Regions from separate parts of the Homo sapiens genome. Here region 1 is linked to region 2. A link is a loop called in an ENCODE intact Hi-C map of the cell type or tissue named here. Cell type or tissue: heart left ventricle. All regions are shown on one strand. Each heading gives the region's core, and the rest is flanking DNA. Links, peaks and the distances in the headings are about the cores only.

The links. A loop is a pair of places that touch in the nucleus more often than their neighbours do. Peaks named below come from ENCODE experiments on the same cell type or tissue, not always from the same donor. Only the 100,000 strongest peaks of a DNase experiment are listed, where the experiment ranks them.
Region 1: a loop joins it to region 2, with 2.0 times the contacts of the local background. A loop is called at or near these places in 2 of 110 quality-filtered maps.

Annotation. Positions count from the first base shown.
Region 1 is chr4:175,371,382-175,379,727 of GRCh38, reverse strand. No RefSeq gene overlaps it. Among named protein-coding and RNA genes, the nearest start is that of GPM6A-DT, 410 kb to the left of the region's middle. In heart left ventricle, for the core only: no CTCF peak of the experiment used is centred there; no DNase peak of the experiment used is centred there; H3K27ac peaks cover 338 bases.
Region 2 is chr4:175,281,295-175,289,640 of GRCh38, reverse strand. It overlaps the pseudogene LOC100129957. Among named protein-coding and RNA genes, the nearest start is that of ADAM29, 370 kb to the right of the region's middle. In heart left ventricle, for the core only: no CTCF peak of the experiment used is centred there; no DNase peak of the experiment used is centred there.

The DNA.
Region 1 (8,346 bases), core at 35-8,034, 90 kb before region 2:
AATTCTTGTGTCTCAGCCTCCCAGTTATCTGGGATTACAGGCATGCACCACCACAGCCAGATAATTTTTGTATGTTTAGTAGAGACAGGGCTTCAGCATTTTGGCCAGGCTGGTCCCAAACTCCCTACCTCAGGTGATCTGACTGTCTCGGCCTCCCAAAGTGCTGGGATTACAGGTGTAAGCATTTTTAACCCCACTGTCTTTCTCCTTTCCTTCAGGACTCATAACATCAATGTTGTATCATTTGTATAGTCCCATAGATCCCCGAGGCCATGGTTGCACTCTCTGTCTCTCTCTCTCTTAATTTCCATTTATTCTCTGTTGTTTAGGTTAGGAAATTTATATTGTTTCATTTATCAGGTTCAATGATGTTTTCTTCTGTCTCATCTTTTCTGTTGTTGAGCCAATAACGAAAGCTTTTTCATTTTCTATTTTTCCTTTCAGCTATATATTTTCCAGTTTTATAAATTTCATTTGGTTCTTTTTTGATTTTTCTATTTTTTTCTTTATGGTTTCAAGCACAATAGTAATTGTTAAATTATTTTAGTAATGGCCGCTTTAAAATTTTTGTCAGATACTTTTACACTCTGACATCTCAGGGTTGGCATCTTTCAATTATGTTTTTTCATTCAGTTTGAGTTCTTCTTGGTTCTTGGTATGACAAGTAACTTGCAATTTAAATGTGGACATTTTGTAGATTATGTTTTGAGTCTCTGGATTTTACTTAAATCTTTTTGAGCATGTATTCTCTGATGCCATTCTGGTTGGGGAAGACTGGTGTGCTGCCTTTTTATTACCAGATGTGGGCAGAAGTGTAGGCCCCCCATTTGGCCACAATTGACAGTTGAGGTGGGTTCAAACACTCACTGACAACTGCTTGAACACAGGAGTTCTGGCTTTCCGCTAGGCCTCCACTGTTACCTCCCTGGCTGTGATGCGTAGTGTCTTTTTGCTACACCCTCTGTCCACCATGGGAACTATCCACTAGATAGTAGTGGAGGTCCTGACTCTTCACTATGCCTCCCGTGGTACCACCGTAGAAGGAAAAGGGAGGGGCATCTTTGTACTGCTGGGTTGAAATCTGGGCTCTTCACATGGTCTCCACTAACACTGAGGTTGAAAGGGCGTCTCATTACCCTCCCAGCAGGGATGAAAATATCAGCTTTTCACTTGGCCTTATCTGATAACACCTTGATGGTAGCAGGGATGGGAAAGGGGAGTTGGGACTCTTTGTTACAACCCGGCTATGATGAAAGCCTAGACTACCCACTGAGGTTCAGCTGGCCATAATGTTTTCTGTGTTATTTGGCTGTAGTAGAGCAATCATTGTTTAAAAGTTTTCTGGCTTGCTAGGCTGACTGTCCCTTGTCAGTCAGTCTTTTTTTTTCCCCACCGTTCAGAATCTTCTTGTGGTTGTACTATGTACAGTGTTCAGGGTTTTTAATTGTACTTAGCAAGAAAAATTGAGACAAATATTTTGACTACATCTTCCCAGATGGGAAAAATCCACTAGTTTTAAGTACATAGAATGTAGCTGCTTAAAGATGTCTACATTTCTGTGATCAAGATCTTATCATTGTCACCAAAGGTTACAGTGAAGAGCCAATAAACAAACATGGGTGTTTAACAACATCAACAGTATTGATTGAGGATACACAATTCTTTGTTCACAGTAAGCCAAATCAATGCATCCTAGTCCTAGTTGTACTCCAAAATTAAGAACCTGAATTTTTTGAAATCTAAAGTATAAATATAATATTTTTTCTGTATTATTTTTGCATTCTATTATTCATTTAACCAAGGAAGTCTGTAAGGTAACATTGAATTCTGTGTGGTCGAATATGTACAAACCATAGATTGAAAACACAGTTCTATTACTATTCTCATGTCTTACAAGTGATGTTTAAGCATGATACCCTGGGACTCGCCAAAACAAATAAACTATAGTTGTATTATGCTTGTTTAAAATGCAGACTAAACATGAATAGCAAAGGCATAGTAAATAGGATAGGGACCTAGCTCTAAGATAGGGATCTGCAAGAGACTAATGAAGGAACTTGAAGAAACCTGTAAATGTGGGGTGAAAAACTTCCATTTTCAGATGATGACATTTATTTTTTGACTTCTTGTTGAGCTTGTTCCTGACATCACTCCACACGATACAGAGACCATTGGAATCAAATTATACTTTTTGGTAGTGTACCCATTTGAACTATTCAAAGTCACATTTAAAATGACAATTGATTAGGCTAACCCTGATTAAAAGGGCAAGACTAATCTATCAGCAACTAATGCTCAAAACTGAATGCCAGAAATTCATGCTGACCAAGCAATAAATGTCTCATAAATTGTCTAACACCCCCACAACAGTGTCCCCACGTACTTTTCTGGATGATCTACCTGAAGCATACTCCATGGCTCATAAAATGTTGTATAAGAACCCCAAAGTGTTAAAAAATGGAAGAAAGCAAACTATGGCTTAAAATCTGAACAGTGGTTTCTGGGCAGTGTATGCAGAAACTCAGAGCCGGGCATTTTGGTGCTTCACAAAGTAGGATTCTATGGAAAATGGACAGGTGCCACTGCTTGGCATTTGCTGGGGCAAGTATTAACTTTCTACAATATTTCTAGTAAAAAGATGTCTAGATAAAATGTAAAGAAAAGGTTAAAAATCTGACATGTTTTAGTTCCATTTCCTTTTTTAATAATTATACCTTTAATGTACTTTGAGAGAATGGTGTTTCTTTTCCTTTCCAAATTTATTCAAGACCTTCAATTTATATTTAAACCATAAGGTTAAAAAAGAAAAAGTAAAAGAAAAAGGTATGGTTAATTTCTTTCTTCGCCCTTGCAGTACCCTCCCACTTCCTTGCATTTAGTTTATTTTTTACTTACTCATTTTCCCAGCCCATAGCCTTGGGATCCCTCCCTCCTACCTGGAAGAGAAAAGAGAAGAAAGGGCTCTGGTAATTCCATTGGCTTTTTTTCTTTCCCTGTGGGAGACCTGATTGAAAGTACTCTTGACTTCAGTTTGTAAAACTGTTAAAAGAAAGGAAAAGAAAATAAAAGAAGAAAAATTCTCTCCTCTTGTAACACACACAAAAAAAGAGACAAAAAAAAATCAGTGGTGAGAGGGGTGCCCAACTCTTGTATAAAAGTCCTGCTTATGTTATCACATGATGAGCATGGTCTGTGAGTGATGGAATTCCATCGTGGCCCCAGTCTCCCTGCAGCTTCCCTTCAGTGACCACTCATCCTGCGCTGAAGGGAAGGCGTGTCAGCCAGAGAACTGTGTTCACTTGTGTTCTGAGTTTCTTGTTGGCAGACAATAATCTTTTTTTTTTTTTTTTTTTTTTTTTTTTTTTTGGAGACGGAGTCTTGCTCTGTCCCCAGGCTGGAGTGCAGTGCCGCGATCTCGGCTCACTGCAGCCTCCACCTCCCGGGTTCAAGCGATTCTCTTTGAACCCGAGTAGCTGGGACTACATGCGCCCGCCACCATCCCCGGCTAATTTTTGTATTCTTAGTAGAGACGGGGTTTTACCATGTTGGCCAGGATGGTCTCTATTCTTTGACCTTGTGATCCGCCCGCCTCATCCTCCCAAAGTGCTGGGATTACAGGCGTGAGCCACCGCGCCCGGTCGACAAGAATCTTTAGACTAAAACTTGGCACTTTTTCCTATAGCCATTTCTGATGACGTGCTAAGTCATTAGAGAGCAGGCTAGCACAGAACGTCTACTTGAAAGTGTCAAAGCTTATCTGTTCTCACCCTCCATCTGAATGTAGGAGCGTTCCTGGAGTCTGTTCCAACTGCTCAGCGCACCAGCCCCCATGTAACCCCCAGACAGGAAATGGTGGGAAGTGTTTTAACTGCCTTTTATTGTAGAAGTTTTTAAAAAATTGTTTTAGAATGTACAATCAGGTGTACTCTCAAGAATGTGTTAATGTATTTTCAAAGCAGGAAGGACAATCGCTGCCATGATAACTTTGTAATGGGCAATTTAGCTAGGCTGAGCTACAGTTACAAACTACCCAGTAAAACAGGAGTCTAGTTGCTGCTGTGAAGAGATTTTGCAGATTTCAGTGAAGTCCCTAAATTAATCTAAAGGGAGATCATCCAAGCAAGTGAGCCTTCTCAGGCAGCTTCAGGCCTTTCCTGATCTCATGGTCCTTGGGCTTCAGCCTGCTGTTTCCTTCTTTTCTGATCACCTTTGGCCTTAAAGCCTCAGCTGGGTCTTACAGGGTTCCGGCCTGCTTTTGATCTTTCCTTCCTGAGCACACACCTGACTGATTTTGGACACAAAAATCAATCGTGTAAAGCAAATTACTTGTAGTAGGTCCTTTAATATATACTACTTCTTGAGTCTGCTTCTTTAGTTGAACTCTGACTGAATTATAAAGAAGCATTTGTCGTTTATATGCTATGAGTAAACTGAAATCATGCATCTGAGCACTGTGGTATCATGGATTGTTTTCTGGCCTCTGAGAGCTTTCTTTCTTGACCATCTGAAGAACTAGATACTGTCAAGAAAGTAGTTGAAACAACTCTTGTATATTTTGATTTTAGTTCCCCCATAACGAGATTGTTTTTTCTGGGTCTCATGATTTATAAAACATTTTGCATCTTTGCATCTTTTGCATACAAATGTGAGAATTAATGGAGGTGAGAGGTGGCATACACATTGTGTTATTGTCCTGGCACACAGTCTCAATAATGAAAATCAATGTCAGCTTCCTTAGTTTTAGGAGTAGGAGAAACAGGTTTCTGGAGACTCCTAGAAGCATTTCTAGATCCATCTCTTCATTAGCAGAAAATTAACAGTTGACTTTCTTTCCCTCACACTCAAACAAATGTGTCACACTTGCAATAAATGACATTCTGTCAGAATTGTCCGTAGCTTCTTCCCCATGCTATCGAAACAAAACATCATTTGTTCCTGTGGTTTCTTTGAGACGATCTCATTGCTTTATATTTATTCCAACAGTAGCCTCTGCCTGCCTGTCACCCTCCTCACTATTCTCAGTATCAGTGACAATGAAGGCACCATCTTTCTGCAGCTAATGAGAGTACTGCTGTAGCCACTGGCATTGGGACCCTGGAGTTTGCCTTTGCTGGCCAGAGGTCTGGCTCTCTGAGAGTGTCTGGCTGTAGGTAGACCCTTCATTAAGCCTGGGCTGTCTGATTCTTACCAGAACCAGGAACCCAGAAACATATATTTCATTTCCACACCCTCAGAGAAGACTAGCAGCCTTAATGTGTCTAAATCAAAAAGCTGCATCCCACTGTGAATGGGCAGAGGTACTGAGTAGCCACTGCTGCCTTGTTTTGACGCTCCTGCGCCATGCCTGTGTGCTTGCAGCATGCTGGGTCCTTCCCCCCCCTCGCAGCCCTCCTTTCCCATCACTGGGGAAGAACAGGCATTTTGAAATGCTGCATTTTCTTTCTGGTCTCCTTAATAGAAACAATAAAAAAATAAAAAAAGAACAGATCGATATAAAGTAAGCCAACCTAAATTACTTTGCTATTAGAAAACTTAGAATTCTGCATTTTAGAAATCTTGCAAAATACTACCTAAAAACAAATATTGGAATAAATTTGGGCTCACAGACACTTTTCACTTGGTCAGCTACTAAGGCACATAACTGCTTCCTATTTGAAGTACATGGTTTATGCCTTGAAGGACTATAATATTTCAACCTCTGCAGCCAAGAGTGGAGGAGGTAATCAGGTTCAAAACTCGTTTGATTTGGGGGCATTCAAGTCATTCGTATGAATTGACTGAGACTTGGAGGCACAAAACAAGCGACTGGGTGACGAAGGAACTGATGAACAAAACAATAAACCAAAAATGAGTGTTGACAATAAATAAATGAATCCAGAGCCAGGATTGGAATGGCTTGTTGTTTGTAGGGAAAGCTGAAGCATACATCCATGTGGCATCATTTTTATTATCATTGGCCTCCATCTCTCTTCCTAGACAACTATATATGTCCACATAGATTAAAACAAAAGTGACACAAGATAGTTCACAGTTTCTGTATCACATAAGAAGAGCTGTGATTCTTTTCCTGAATGAACTCTGTGCTGTAAGTGAATTTTCAATAAGAGAAAAATGCCTTTGGGTAAATGAACAGGTAGAGAGCAAGAAAAACGCTTTGCATAAAACTTTAGAAATACCACTTCATCATTGTGTGACTATTTGCTTGTGGAAGTGCATTTTTATTTAAAAGCACAATGATTTATTCATATATATTCTTTTTAAAGTTTGCATACATGTTTTTGTCTGTGTCACTGAATTTCTCTAGGATTTGTCTTCTTTCAGGTTTATCTTGACCTACCTTAGTCTATTTTATTTGCTAGCATTTGGGAACCACTAGATTGTTTTACTTCACTTAAAATTTATCTGGTGTTTTATGTTAGTGTTGGCCAATGTGAAACAAATGCAGAGGAGAAAGGTTATGAGGGTGATTCATTCATTTATTTATTTGTTCAATACATATTTATATTGTATGCCAGGCACTGTGCTATGGGCTGGAGCAGTGGCAGTGATCATGGCAGATTGCAGGACTGTTATCTTTGAGTCTGAAATTCACTTGAAAGTTTAGAAAAGGATAGATCTAGTTAAAAATTTGGATTTATTCTCTTAGCTTAAAACAAATGATGATCAGCAGGGAACATTATCATCTTTACCACATAGGACAATTCTAAAAGGAGCACTTTAAATACATTATAGCACTAAATGTGCCCCTGTTTTGAATTGTAAGAGGAGATGTGAATTCTAAAATGTCATTAGCATTCAAAAAGCCTAAGAAGTAATATTATAAATGTTTGTTTTGTAGATAAATTACTAGGCAGGAAACATAAAAAATAAAAACATGTTTACTATCAATCACATGTATACTTTCATAATTTGGGTGTTGAGAAAAATTCTAATGTACTTTACGTTGGCTGTTATTAAAGTTTTGTAAATTTATTAGTATGGAGGATACATTAATCTCTGATACGACCAGTTTTTTTTTTTTAATAAGATCTGGCATTCTAATTCTATTAGAACTTAGCTTAAACAGGGTCCACAAAAAAATTTCTTCCTCCTGACAAACAAAACAAGTGATGGAGCGGACTGTACTCTTACCAATTCAGAGGAGACACAGATAATCAGCACATTTACAATCACCTGGTAGCAAGGCTGAAATTATCCATATTCCTATTAAGCTAAAATGTAATGAGACGTGGTAGATAACTTCACGGTCACACTCCCACAGTCACCACAGAGAAAATGATACCTCTTGCTAAAATAATGAGGAGAACAGAATAGACTCTTTTCCACAAGCTATATCTTTTTTTTAAAAAAATTTATTTGCTTTCACATACTGAGAAGAGACAGAGAATGACTTGCTTTGTTTCAGTTTGCTACTGCAGCTGCTTCCAAGCAATACAAATACACACTGCCTCTCTCCTACTCAAATCTCTTAGAGTTTCTGGAAAAATTCTAGGACATGTAAAATGGTTTTTATTCTGCCCTCTTCAATTTCTTCTGTCTTTCATGTCTGCACAGATGCAGTGGTTAACCAATCAAGCAAGCACATTAAAAAACAAAATAAAAGAAAACAAAACTAGTTGAATTCAAATGACACATTACTTTGAAAATAAGTTAACAAATGGATAAAAATTATATATTTGCTTTTTAAATTTAGTCTTTTGAGCAAATTTTTAATCATTTGTATGAAAAATAATTATATGTATTAGAACACAAATTGAGCATGAAGAGTGTCAGAAAACTCTAAGAAATACCTAAAAACAATGATTTTCTGGGAGCTAAGAAATTAAATATGTTTAGGAAAGCGGAGAAAGAAAAAAATGAAGGAATTCCATTGAATATTTTAAAAATGTATCTTTTCAGTATACTATATCTTGAAATATTTTTGACCTTTTCTCTCATTTTGAATTTGAAGATAAGAAGGCAGCGTGAAATTTGGAGCAGAACCATAGCAATGATATTGACATTTACTGTTACACTTCTTCAAAGTCAAGAGTGTTAGCCAGCTAAGGCTGAGATGCTTTTAATACCCATTCTGGAGATTTTCTGATTGTATCTTCCAATTTGCATGGGGCCTGTGTTATGGACTAAATGTTTGTGTCTCCCTAAAATTTGTATGTTAAAGCCCTAACACCTAATGTGACTGTATTTAAAGATAGGGTGTATGAGGAGACAACAGGATTAAATGAAGTCAGAAGGGTGGGGCCCTAATCTGATAGGACTGGTGTCCTTACAAGAGGAAGAGACACCAGAAATCTCTATAGGCACAGAGACAGTGGCTATCACTAAACCAAGAAGAGAGGCCTCAGG
Region 2 (8,346 bases), core at 193-8,192:
GTTTAGGAAAAGAAGCCATCTCCAGAACATAAAATACAAGGAGAAGCAGCAAATGCTGATGTAGAAGCTGCAGCAAATTATCCAGAAGATCTACCTAACATCATTGATGGCAGCTGCACCAAACAACAGATTTTCAATGTAGACAAAACAGCCTTATATTAGAAGAAAATGCCATCGAGGACTTTCATAGCCAGAGAGGAAAAGTCAATGCCTGGCTTCAAAGCTTCAAAGGACAGGCTGACTCTTTTGTTAGGGGCTAATGAACTGGTGACTTTAAGTTGAAGCTGATGCTCATTGACCATTCTGAAAATCCTAGGCTTTTAAGAATTAAGTAAAATCTACTCTGCCTGTGCTCTGTAAATGGAACAACAAAGCCTAGGTGACAGCACATCTGTTTACAGCATGATTTCCTAACTATTTTAATCCCACTGTTGAGACATTACCCGGACAAAAACATTTCTCTCAAAATGTTACTGCTCATTGACAATGCACCTGGTTACCTGAGAGCTCTGGGGGAGGTGCACAAGGAGATTAATACTGTTTTCATGCCTGATAACATCCATCTCCAGCCCATAGATCAAGGAGCAGTTTTGACTTTGTTCAAGTCTTGTTATGTAAGAAATACGTTTTGTAAGCCTATAGTGGCTATAGAGTGTGATTCCTCTGATGGACCTGGGTGAAGTAAATTGAAAACCTTCTGGAAAATATTCACCATTCTAGATGCCATTAAGAACATTTGTGACTCATAGGAGCAGGTCAAAATATCAACATTAGCAGGAATTTGAAAGAAGTTTATTCCGACCCTCATAGATGACTGTGAGGAGTTAAAGACTTCAGTGGAGGAAGTAACTGTGGATGTAATGGAAATAAAAACAGCGCAAGAATTAGAAATGGAGCCTGAACATGTGAGTGAATTGCTGCAATCTCATGATAAAACTTGAATGGATGAAGAGCTGTTTATTACAGATAAGCAAATAATATAATTTCTTAAGACAGAATCTACCCCTAGTGAAGATACTGTGAACATTGCTAAAATGATAACAAAGGATTTACAATATTACATAGACTTAGTTAATAAAGCAGTGGCAGGATGTGAGAAAATTAACTCCAATTTTGAAAGAAGTTCTACTTTGGGTAAAATGCTGCCAAACAGCATGCTATGTTACAAAGCACTATTTCATGAAAGGAAGAATCAGTGTGTAAACTTCACTGTCTTTTTTTAAGAAATTGCCACAGCCACCCCAACCTTCAGAACCACCACCCTGATTACTCAGCAGCCATCAACATGGAGGCATGACACTCCACTAACCAAAGGATTGTGACTTGAAGACTCAGATAATCGTTAGCATTTTTTAGCAATAAGGTATTTTTTCATAAAAGTGTATACATATTTTAGACATAAAAATTTGTATACATATTTTAGACATAACTTTTACATGCACTGGTCAACCAAAACTTTCACGTGATTCGCTTATTTCGATATTGGATTTATTGCAGTGGTCTGGAACTGGAACTTTTTTTTTGAGATGGAGTCTTGCTCTGTCACTCAGGCTGATGTGCAGTGGCACAATCTTGGCTCACTGCAACCTCCGCTTCCTGGGTTCGAGCGATTCTCCTGTCTCAGCCTCCCGAGTAGCTGGGACTACACACGTGTGCCACCACACCTGGCTAATTTTTGTATTTTTAGTAGAGACAGGGTTTCACCATGTTGGCCATGCTGGCCTCAAACTCCTGGCCTCAGGTGATCCACCTGCTTCGGTCTCACAAAGTGCTGGGATTACAGGCATGAGCCACTGTGCCCTGCCCTGCAACTGTTAATACCTCCCAGGTACTGGAACTGTTAATATCTCCCAGGTATGTCTGTCTCAAATATTGTAGACTTTTTCATAAGTACCTGACTAACTTTGACTTGTTATATTTCTTTTGTGTTCTCATAATCTCTCTGTGATTTTGAACTTGTTGCCTGTATTGTTGCTTCGATATATCTGTTCCCATCAAGACTGCCAATCTTGAGTGAGTTTTTCATGTAGTCATGTATCCTTGGAAGCTGAGACTCCATTGATACTTCTTGTTCTTCTGGCTTCTTCCTTTGTCTTTATTTTGCTGCACAGTTTCCATTTGTTCCTATTGCATATGTTTTATAGATGCTGCTTCTTTCTTATGTTGGCCTATCAGAATATTACATCTGTGAATAGCCCGAATATTTTTTCATCTTTTCTCTTTTTCTAATTTTTTCACCTTCTTGATCGTCTCTTTCTCCTTCAGAATCAGATGTTGAGATAATTCTTGCTGAGGTAATTTTGTCACTTATTATTCAACTTCTTTCTTCCTTTATTTGAGCTTTTTCTTGGCTTTTCTTCTTCCTTCTGCCCTCTTTATCCCTTAAGGTGCTTTTCTCTTGACCTTTTTTTTCTTATTTTTATCTTCCTCACTTGCCATGCTGCTCTCTGAAGGACAGACCATTCACTATTTCAGGTTTGCCTTTGATTTTGGAGCCTTGACTTATGTAGTTGCAGTTTTGCCTGTTTTTGATTCATTTTTAGATTAAGAGATGTTTTCACAACTCCTGCATCCTCATTTTCTACTTGTTTTCTGTCTTTCTATTCTGGAAGCTCTCAGAGTGGTTCTGTCAATTACTTTAGTCATATCCTTTTTGCTGCCTTTTTCTTCATGGTCAATATCTTCCTTTTAATCATTAGTTCCTTTCACTTCAACTTCAATATCAGATGATGTGCTTGATTGTTTAGTTGATGTCTATGGATTTGAAATTTTTAACTTTGGATTGTTATCTTTCTGCCTGAAGCCTTCATTAAAACCTGTCCATTTAATTGGTTTGCTATACTTTTCCTTTTCTGAGTAGGGAAATAAATTCCTTGGTCCTAAAAGAACAGTCTCATGAGTTGCACAAAAGAAAATGGGTAATTTATTTGTGCATGGCCTTGCAGCTCCATCAGGAACTTCATCTAAAGTTGACCCTTGATGATAACTTTCTTCTTCGTGAATATTAAGCCTCCAGTTTTGTAAGTGTGAGGCATATTCCAGCAACAGGTGTCCAACTCCAGGAAGAAGCTGTGGAGGTGTGGATATAGAGGGGATTGGGTGAAGTGGTTAGGTGTGAAGAGAGACAGCAAGCCAGTTTGTGAGCCTAGGCCTAAGGAGGGGGAGGATGATAATTTGTATGTTAAGTTGCTGACATCCTTGTCATCATTCTTATGATTTCACTATATTTGTAGATGGTGCATCCAATAATATGCCAGTTCCCAAATTTCCAAACTGCTGAAAAGTCCCTCTTTTTTCACCTCAGCCACCCACTTCAAGATCATAACCTAGATTTTATCAGTACCAATAATTGTATCATTTCCAAAATCTCAATTTCAAGCATCCCATTCCCTGTTTATAAGCTCTTAATTTCCTATCTCTGGTTCTCCTAGTTACCCAGCTCTAATAATTATTTGGACTTTGTCCTGCAGTGGGGTTTACCACCTTTGGATTGTCATTCCTCATGGTCTTCCTTACCTAGCTTAGGTTTCTTTCATCCATCCTTAACTCTCTTCTTCCTCTTTTCATTCATTGAACTCACTCAGTTCTTCACTTACATATGACTGCATTCTAGACTCTAAATGAGAAAAACAGAGAACCATGTTTACTGTTGTCATACAAAATTCAAGACAAAAACCCTCAGATGTGTCCTCAGTGTTACCATGCAATGCTCTTTCATTTCTCTCCCACCTCACTGGGTAATCCTACCTCTGCTTTTCACATCCTCAGCGAATGATATTGTTTTTCAATCACTGTGAAAATACAAGTGAATGGGAAAATAATTTCCATTCTTTTACCAATATGCCTACCACTTACTTTAATCCATAGCTCTTTGCTGCCTGCTCTTCTGTCACCTTAGATAAACTACCTATGCTGCACAGGCCACTTGGTTCCATCACATGTATTTTTTCCAAGGCTTCACTCTTGCAGTTGTCTCTTTCTCTCTTGCATGATCAATTTCCCCCTTCTTACTAGAACATTGACAGCAGCGTTTAGATAAGCCATATTTCTCATCTTAAAACCATTATTCTTGACCCCCGAATTTCCTTTGATATAAGTTCACTTCACAAATAAGTTGAAAGTTATGTATGTTCCTCTAAATTTCCATTTTCACAAATTCTTTGAATCTCAGTCAGTTCATTATACACACCATTCATCTGTTATCCCTCAAGTGTAGGTCATAAAAGACCTCCACTTTTTGATAGTTCACTTTAACAGGTGTGAGGGATATCTTATTGTGCTTTTAATTTGAATTTCCCTGATGAGTAGTGATATTGAGTGTTTTTCATATATCTGGACATTTCTATGTCTTCTTTGGAGAAAGAGAACAAACGTTGGTGAGGATGTGAAGAAAAGGGAACCCTGGTACATTCATGGTGAGAATGTAAATTAATGCAGTCATTATGGAAAACAGTATGGAGATTCATGTAAAAACTAAACATAGAACTACCGTATGATCTAATAATCCCACTTGTGAATGTATATCCATAGTAATTAAAATTACTACGCCAAAGAAAAAGTTGCTCCCATGTTCACTAAGGCATTATTCACAATGGGCAAGACATGGATCAATCTAAGTGCTCATCAATAGATGGATGGATAAAGAAAATATGGATGTAGGCGGGTCACTTGAGAGTAGAAGTTCAAGACCAGCCTGGCCAACATAGCAAGACCCCATCAAAAATTAGCTGGGCATAGTGGCACACACCTGTAATCCCAGCTACCACTTGGTTGGCTCAGGTATGAGAATCATTTAAACCTGGGAGGTGGAGATTGCACTGAGCTGAGATTGCGCCACTGCCCTCCAGCCTGGGCGACAGAGCCAGACTCTGTCTCACAGAAAAAGGAAGAAAAGAAAAGGAAAAAGAAAAGAAAATGTATCTACATAGAGTGGAATGCTATAGGGACTTAAAAAGGAAATTCTGTCATTTGTAACATTATAGATGCACCTGGAGGTAATGATGCTAAGTGAAATAAGTCAGGCACAGAAAGATAAATATTGCATAATCTCACTTATATGTGGAATCTAAAAAGTTGAACTCACAGAAGTAGAGAGTAGAGTGGTGATTACCAGAGGCTGGAAGCCTGGGGGTTGGCATGGGGAAAAGGGAAAAGTTGGCCAAAAGGTTACAAAGTTTAGCAGAGAAGAGCAATAAACTTTAGTACTCTATTCATAGCTTAATGACCATAGTTAATAATAATGTGTTGTATATTTTCAAATTTCTAAAAGAATAGACTTTAATCTCACCACAAAAAAATGATGTGAGGGGATGGATATGTTAATTAGCTTGATTTAATCATTCCAAAATGTAGACCTGCACCAAAATATTACATTGTACCCCATAAATATATATAATTATTATTTGTTTATTTTAAAATACAATACCTCCACATCACTGGGCCCAGCAGTAATTTCATGGTTCTCATCTTAATTATCAGCAGCATTTGACATAGTTAATTGTGTGCTTCTTCTTTTTAAAAATATTTTATTTTTTAATTGACAAATAATAATTGCACATATTCATGGAGTACCTAGTGATGTTTCAATACATCTAATATATAGTTATCAGATCAGAGAAATTAGCATATCTGTCACCTCAAACATTTATCATTTCCTTGTGTTGGGGACATTATTCTCCTTCTAGCTACCTGAATCTATATATTATTATTAATTATAGTCATCCTGCAGGGTTATAAAACCCTAGAACTTATTCCTTCTATCTAGCTGTAATTTAGTATCCTTTAGCAACTCTCTCCCCATCTCCCTATCCCCCCTAATCTTTCCAGTTTCCATTTTACTTTTTACTTCTATGAAATCAATTTTGTTTAGCTTCCATATATGAGTGAAAACATGCAGCGTTTAACTCTGTTCCTGGCTTATTTCACTGAGCATAATATCCTCCAGTTCCATCCATGTGGCCATGAATGGCAATATTTCATTCTTTTCTATAGATGAATAGTATTCCATTGTACTCTCCTTGAATCATCAGAATCTTTTAGCTGCTGGATACCACTCTCTTCTGCTTCCTTCCCCACCCATTTCACTAACCTTCATCCAATTCTTCTTAATTTTCTTAGCTCTAAATGTTAGAGTACACCAGGGCACAGTCCTTAACTCTTTTCTCTTATATTTATGCTTACTCTATAAGCAATCTCATCTAAACCATTGCATGTAAATATACTTAATGTGCTTCTCAGTTCCACAATTATGTCTTTGAATCCAGCTGAACTCTTGAATGATATATCTCACTACTTTTCCTTGGTAAATACATCACCATTCACTAAGCTGCGCATTTCAAAAATCAAATGTACCCCTAACTTCACCCTTTCTCTTGCTTCTATTAAATTCATGAGCAAATCACCTTTGCTGTATGTCAATTACATCCTGACTTACTGTTTTCTAAAAATCATTTCTATCATAACATTAGTCCAAATTTCCATTGCAACCTCTTTTAACTTATTGTTTACCACCCATACTTGCGATGGCATACCCATCGTTACAAAATGGACCTTTAAAAATGTATCTCTGATTTTTTCTGCTCAGAATTCTACAGTGACTTCCCTACATACCTAAAATAACATGTAAACTTTTTTACAAGTGTGAGACCCTGCAGAGTCCAGACTCTAGCTACCACTCTTTTTTTTTTTTTTTCTCACTGCAAGCTCCGCCTCCCGGGTTCACACCATTCTCCTGCCTCAGCCTCCAGAGCAGCTGGGACCACAGGCGCCCACCACCATGCCCGGCTAATTTTTTGTATTTTTAGTGGAGACGGGGTTTCACTGTGTTAGCCAGGATGGTCTCGATCTCCTGACCTCGTGATCCGCCTCCCAAAGTGATGGGATTACAGGCGTGAGCCACCACGCCCGGCCGACTCTAGCTACCACTCTTAATTCACATCCAATGTCTTTCTTTTTCACACACCGAACTCCAGTTATCCAGGCCTCTTAATGTTCCGTGAATACACATGGCATGCCTCAGAGTCTTTGTATTTACTGGGCTGTCTTCCCAGAACACAAGTGTATGAGGTTTGTATGGTTTATTTATTCACTTCCATCAGGTCTCTTATGAAGTAGCATCACATGATAGAGGATTGCTTGGATTATTCTGTCTCAAATGTCATCCTCAGTCATACTATATCTAATGCCTTATATAATTTTATTTTGAAATTTTTGCAACCTGATAGTGTATTTTATTCTTAGTTCATTTAATGCCTCTCTCTAAGTAGGGGCTTTATCTGTTTTATTGACTGCTATATATCTGTCAACTAGAGGGAGCTTGACACATATTAAACACTGAATAAATATTTGTGAGTAAAGGAATAAATCAACTAATAATTTCCAAAAACATATTACATATTAATCATTTCAAAACTAGCATGTTATACTAACTTTGCTATTTGTATTGATTTGGTCTCTGTATATGCTGGTGGTAGGAATGAAGAAATTTAACAAACTCTTATGTAGTACTTAATATGTACCAGCCACTGTTCCAAGCATTTTATACAAATATTAACTCTCAGTAACTAGCACTTTGCTCCAGGAATCTGTGCCACAGGTCAGGAACTACTTAAGCTTTGCCCCTCCTATCACTTAATCTTATGCCTCATTCATTCATTCATTAGTTGATGTTTCTCTCTCCCCATAATCTTTTTACCTGTTTGGTTTTATATGGACTGTTTGATTCCTAACGTTTTGGTTGTACAGACTTGACATCTGTACTACTTACTCAGCCTGTTCTTGGCCTTCTTGTCTAATCGCTCCTATGCATGCTAAATCAGTGTTGGAACTGTCTACCTGATTTGAACCTGGAACTTCTCAAAGCATGGTCTCATTTCTTGATAGTTTGATGACATCACACAGGTAAGACACTTTTTACCCTTACATGATTTAAACAAGTTGAGTGCTCAGTCTGTTTGTGCCCCCTCTATTAGGAAGGTATTTGCTTATAGGTGTCTTTGAGAAGCTTATTTATTTATCTACATGGGGAGACAAATTGAGTGGTTTATAAATGAGACATATATATGGGTGATATATGAGTGCTGTATTTTTATTACATAGTAGATACAAGGAATGAGAGTTCTATGAAATTAGTCACTATTAAAAATAATGCCCTAAAATGTCAATACTATTGGAAAAGCAATGTTCTAATACTGCTTGTTGGAAGTATAAGTTAGCCCAACACTTGGGAAAAGCAATTTGGCATTATGAGTTAAATGTCCTTAAATTATTCATACACTACCTGGTAATTTTAATGTTAGAATTATATCCAAGAAAAGTAGTCTAAGTACAAGCTGTAGGCACAAATAT